2 separate regions of the Homo sapiens genome follow, and region 1 is linked to region 2. The links are chromatin contacts, found by Hi-C or POLR2A ChIA-PET in ENCODE. All regions are on one chromosome and are shown on one strand. Each heading gives the region's core, a stretch centred on a gene start or an enhancer-like site at or near the end of the contact. The rest is flanking DNA. Distances are from core to core; before and after follow the strand shown.

Evidence for each region. Hi-C counts contacts between places; a loop is a spot of excess contacts on that map. ChIA-PET counts read pairs that join two places held with the same protein, here RNA polymerase II (POLR2A). Pooled maps may share reads with other maps.
Region 1: a loop to region 2 is called in a map of lower leg skin, with 30 times the contacts of the local background. The contact joins the promoter of EIF5A here to the promoter of PSMB6 in region 2. A Hi-C loop is called at or near these places in 1 of 168 maps with a recorded cell type or tissue (lower leg skin) and 1 of 50 pooled maps. POLR2A ChIA-PET finds 5 or more read pairs at or near these places in 1 of 52 experiments (activated CD4-positive, alpha-beta T cell).

The regions. Positions count from the first base shown.
Region 1 is chr17:7,306,341-7,309,040 of GRCh38, reverse strand. EIF5A (eukaryotic translation initiation factor 5A) reads right to left here and starts at 1,413. Exons shown (of 6, transcript NM_001970.5): 1 at 1,289-1,413. RefSeq lists enhancers at 1-246, 1,477-2,287, 2,117-2,416, 2,288-2,700 and silencers at 717-836, 927-1,096, 1,457-1,566.
Region 2 is chr17:4,794,743-4,797,442 of GRCh38, reverse strand. It overlaps PSMB6 (proteasome 20S subunit beta 6), which reads right to left and starts at 1,279. Exons shown (of 6, transcript NM_002798.3): 1 at 1,147-1,279; 2 at 648-715; 3 at 1-5. The coding sequence starts at 1,248. RefSeq lists enhancers at 966-1,495, 922-1,520.

The DNA.
Region 1 (2,700 bases), core at 164-2,663, 2.5 Mb before region 2:
AGGGGGAGAAAGCAAAGTTGTTTCCGAAATGATCCCCCTGCCAAACACCTCGATCTTGGTTCCCAAAGAGAACCCAGGAACCCAGCCTCTCCTGGAAGGCCCTCCCACTTTTCCCAGGATGCATCTGTCCTGTCGGCTTTTCAGGCCGGGCCAGTACAGTCAGTAGAAAGTGGGAGAGGTGGGGGGTGGTGAATGACAATAAAATGAAAGCAAAAGGTTGGTAGTAGTGAGTAGTAGAAAATCATACTAGGCTAGTAGAGTTAAGGACTTCGAAACCGTGGAACTCCCAAACCAGTTACAACAGGAAGACAGTGACAAGGTGAAGAACGCCTATCACGGTGGGAAACTCATCTGCCTGAGGCTTTTAGGCGCTGTCCACCCAGGCCGACAGAAAAGTTGGGCTCCTGTCCAAACGCCCTGTTTCCCCATTTCTCCGGCCTCCCAGCTCGAAGGGGTGCCACTTACACCTGGCTGACCGCCACACTTCACAGGAGGGTTTTTCAGGAAAGCTCCTGGGGCCCTTGAGGTTGGGAAGCGCTAACATATGCCTGCAGCAGGCCCTCCGGGGTGATTAGGACCCGAGCCTCCGGCTTCCACTCCTCAAAATCTCAGGCCCCCTCGGAACCCCCGCGAGGACTAGCTCCCCGCGCTAGGGGCTGCCGGCTCCTGCCGACCATGTGGCCGTTCCGGGCTTCCGGTGGCCGGGACCTGGGGGGAGGGGTCCCCGCGCTGCCATGCGGCCCCGGTCCACGCTTGGCCATGCGGCCTGCGACCCCGAGGGCAGCCTCCCGTGGGGGGCACTTCCGGTGCCGCGGCCGCCCCCTCCTCAGAGACTGCGCCAGGCCGGAGCCACGCCGCCTCCCCTCCCCCCGGCCGTCCGCCAACCCCCCCCATCATGCCCTCTCACCGAATAGCCCCCTCCCCCACCTCACGTGGCCGCGCTGAGCCGGGTCCTCAACGGCCCAGGTACCCTTGCCCCGGTGGGCCGATCTGGCCCCTGGCCCTCGCCCCGGCGTGGCCGCCTGGCGGCCTCTCCCGCGTGGCTGCCTCGCGGCTCGCCGTCCCCCGCCCTGCGTCGCTCCAACGTCACCGGGCCAACCCCAACCGTCACCCCGCGCGCCAACCGGGGCGCGCGCCCGCGCCTCTCCTCACCTCGCGCCGCTCTCTGGCCGAACCCGTGCGGCGGCGGCCGCCGCTCCCCTCTGCCCCCTCCCCGACCCCCGCGCAGTTCCATCTTCTCCCGGGCCCAAGCCAAGGTACCGCGCACACGCGCCCTGCCCGCTCTCACCTCGCGCGAACGCACTGACTCGACCCCGTCCGCTCGCCGCGAGCCCAACCGCTGCCTCCGAGCCCGCTGCCGCCGCCGCCGCCGCCTCTACCGCCGCCGCCGCTGCTGCACACGGGTCTTAGTACGCAGGCGCCGACTCCCCACTGACCAACCAAGCAGCCCTATGACAGCCGCGCAAGCGTGCTATCTATCTCCTCCGCCCTCCACCCCCGCACTGCGCAAGCGCACACACCCTACCCATCTCCACCCTCCCTCCCACCGACCCGTCCAATGACGCGCATACGTGACCCCGCCCCTCACAAACCCTGAGCGTTTTCAACTAATCTGCAACGCGCAGGCGCACCCGGTTTTTTAATCTCTTCAACCTCATCTTCCCTCCCCTTGATAGACCGCTCGTCCTACCGGGCAGTCCTTGCGCCTGCGCAATAAGGAGCCCTGCACTCCACACCCTCTAAAGGAAACGCCTGGGTCTCAGAACGCATGCGTGTTCGGAATCCTAAACAACCCCTTCCACCTCAGACGCCGTCAGTACGCCAGGCGTTGAAAAGACCACGCCGCTAGATCACTTGTCTCGTCTAGAACGCATGCGTCTCAGGATACGCCCCACCTCGGCTTTAACTGGACTTAAACGACTCACACGTTTCAGAAAACTTGCTCTGTGGGGTGGGCGCCTTGTCTTGGAATCAGTCCCCCCAGTTCCACACATGCGCGGGAGATGTCTTTCCGCCCCACTCTTCTAGCGCGCTAGTGTGGTCGGGTTCCCACCCATCTCGGCTTCACTTCTCTAAATCGAATGCCTATGCTCTGCCATAGAGTTCACCCGAGAAGATAGAGCGGTCCTGCGGCGGACACCATCTTCTTTAAACCCTCAGTCCGTATTGGTCTCTATGGCATCCATAGAGGCCATTCGGCTCTGAGGTCCTCAGTAAAGAAACTTAGATGGTATTACTGTGTTTTCCCCAACTGTGCTCTGCGGTTCCCCAAAGTATTGTCTACGAGGTCCCTTAGAAAAAATTGTCTATAAAAATGAGTGGTGGGCCGGGCGCGGTGGCTGACACCTGTAATCTCAGCACTCTGGGAGGCCGAGGCGGGCGGATCACCTGAGGTCGGGAGTTCGAGACCAGCCTGACCAACATGGAGAAACCCCGTCTCTACTAAAAATACAAAATTAGCCGGGCGTGGCGGCGCATGCCTGTAATCCCAGCTACTCGGGAGGCTGGGACAGGAGAATCGCTTCTCCTGTGGAGGTTGCCGTGAGCCGAGATTGCGCCATTGCACTCCAGCCTGGGTAACAAGAGCGAAACTCAAGTCTCAAAAACATAAATAAATAATACATAAATAAAATAAAATAGTGGTAGGCCGGGAGCGGTGGCTCACGCCTGTAATCCCAGCACTTTGGGAGGCCGAGGCGG
Region 2 (2,700 bases), core at 30-2,529:
AGGACCTGCAGGATGGCAGAATAGTGAGGAAAGGAGCCCACCTGTCTTCCACCTCCATCCCATCACTACCCACTCTCTTAGGGCTCAGGGATAGGATGTCCAGTATTGCCTTTTTTTCCTTTTTCTTTGAGATGGAGTCTCGCTCTGTTGCCCAGGCTGGAGTACAGTGACGCGATCTCTGCTCACTGCAACATCCACCTCCTGGGTCCAAGCGATTCTCTAGCCCTAGCCTCCCAAGTAGCTGGGACTGCAGGCACGCACCGCCACGCACGGCTAATTTTTGTATTTTTTAGTAGAGACGGGGTTTCGCCATGTTGGCCAGGCTGGTCTCGAACTCCTGACCTCAGGTGATCCACCCGCCTCGGCCTCCCAAAGTACTGGGATTACAGGCGTGAGCCACCGTGCCTGGCCTCCAGTATTGCTTATTCTCATCCAAACTGAAGCGGGCTGGAGAACAGACTTTTGTAAGGATTCCACTAACGAGTGAGGGGAACTGAAAGTAACAAAAGTTGGGACAAATCTTTATCTCCAGAGAGAGAAGAAACCTCTCTTCCCACAGTGGTCTGTGGAGGCAGGCAGGGTGGGCTGGCAGGCAGGAAAGGAAAAGGAAGATGGGAAGACCTTTCACAAATCTGTCCTGAGCTCACCCAGTGGTTGTTCTGGAGTCCGCCCCCAGAACCACGCCCCCGTCAAACTGCACGGCCATGATAGTGGTCTGGGAAAAGGGAAAAAGGAGTAAGTCTACATTCTCCAGCAGACACAAACCTCAATGATCTCTCTACCTAGTTCCAAAAATACAAAATCTGTCCGTCGCTGAACCATTTTCAAATCTTATAGGGGCCTCAGCACCCCGCAGAATACCAGAATGCCAACCCTCAAATCTCAAAAGACTCATCCCGTACTTAAGCCCAAGATCCTCACTAGCCTCGCAGGATTTCAGAATTTCAAACTTCAGCCCACCCTCCACCTCCCACTACGAAGCTACCGCACCACTCCACCATCTTCGGGGTACCTCTCCCCATTCCTGGAGCACAACACATTCCACCTCCTCTCCACCCCTGCCAGATCTCTCAACCCCACTCAGGCTTTATCTTCCCATCGCGTCAGGCCTTGTGCACGTCCTATGAACCCCGATTCCTTCCTCACCCCAGTGGAAACTTCTCGGCTTTCCCAGTCTGGAGTGAACGCCTCCGGCCCCCAAGCCGGTGCTGGCCCGGCTCCCCGAGCAGCTAGTAAGGTAGCCGCCATCTTTCTCCTCCGGTACTGCCTCAAAGCAACTGTCGTAAAGCGCTCTGTCACGCTCTTTGGTCGCGCTTTGAGGCCTTCTGGGAGCGAAGCTACTCCGAGGTTGACGGCAGAAGGGAAAAGAAAAGTACAGTACTGCATGGGGACGGTTCTTTTGCGACAGTGAGCACTTGATGGCAGCGTGGCAAGCAACAAACAAAACAAGAAAGTCAGCAAAACCCCCCCCCCAAAAAACCAAAAAAAACCCAAAAACCGTTCGGCACTTTGGGAGGCTGAGGCGGGCGGATCATGAGGTTAGGAGTTCAAGACCAGCCTGGCCAACATGGTGAAACTCCTTCTCTACTAAAAAATACAAAAATTAGCCGGGCGTGGTGGGGCGCGCCTGTAATCCCGGCTACTGGGGAGGCTGAGGCAGGAGAATCGCTTGAGCCTGGGAGGCGGAGGTTACAGTGAGCCGAGATCACGCCACTGCACTCCAGCCTGAGCGACAGAGCAAGACTGTCTCAAAACAAAAGCAAAAACAAAACAAAACAAAAAACAGTCCTAGTGGCTTGCGCCGTACCGATCTTATGGAGTTACAGTCCAAAGGGCCCACAAAATAAACCTGAGAGTCTTTGGGCTAAAGTGACCACACCATGTTTTCATTTCTTTTAGTTATATACTTAGGAGTATATGCTGGCAGAGGAATTTATGGGTTCTATGATAACTGTATGTTTAACATTTTGAGCAACCGACAAACTGTTTTCCACAGAAACTGCACCATTTTACATCCCTACAAGCCATGTGTGAGGGTTCCAATTTCTCCACATCCTCACCAACACTTGTTATTGTGCATTTTTTTAGTTATAGCCATTCCAGTGGGTGTGAAGTGGTACCCTGTGGTTTTCATTGGTATTTTTCTAATGATTAGTGATGCTGAGCATATTTCCATGAGATAATTGGCCATTTGTATGTCTTTTTTGATGCAATGTTTTTTCAAGTTCTTTGCACATTCTAAAATTGGGATATGTCTTTTGTTTAATATATTTTTGGGGTTTAATTTTTTTTTTTTGAGACGAGGGTGGGGTGTGTGTGTGGGGTGGGTTTGTCTTGCGGTGTTTCCCAGGCTGGAGTGCAGATGGGATCATGGTGCACTATATCAGCCTCGAACTCCTGGGCTCCAGTGATCCTCCCGCCTCAGCTTCTCAAGTAGCTGGGACTACAGGTGTGTGCCACTGAACCCAGCTCTATTTGTCTTTTTTTTTTTTTTTTTTTTTTTTTGAGACGGAGTCTCGCTCTGTCGCCCAGGCGGGACTGCGGACTGCAGTGGCGCAATCTCGGCTCACTGCAAGCTCCGCTTCCCGGGTTCACGCCATTCTCCTGCCTCAGCCTCCCGAGTAGCTGGGACTACAGGCGCCCGCCACCGCGCCCGGCTAATTTTTTTTGTATTTTTAGTAGAGACGGGGTTTCACCTTG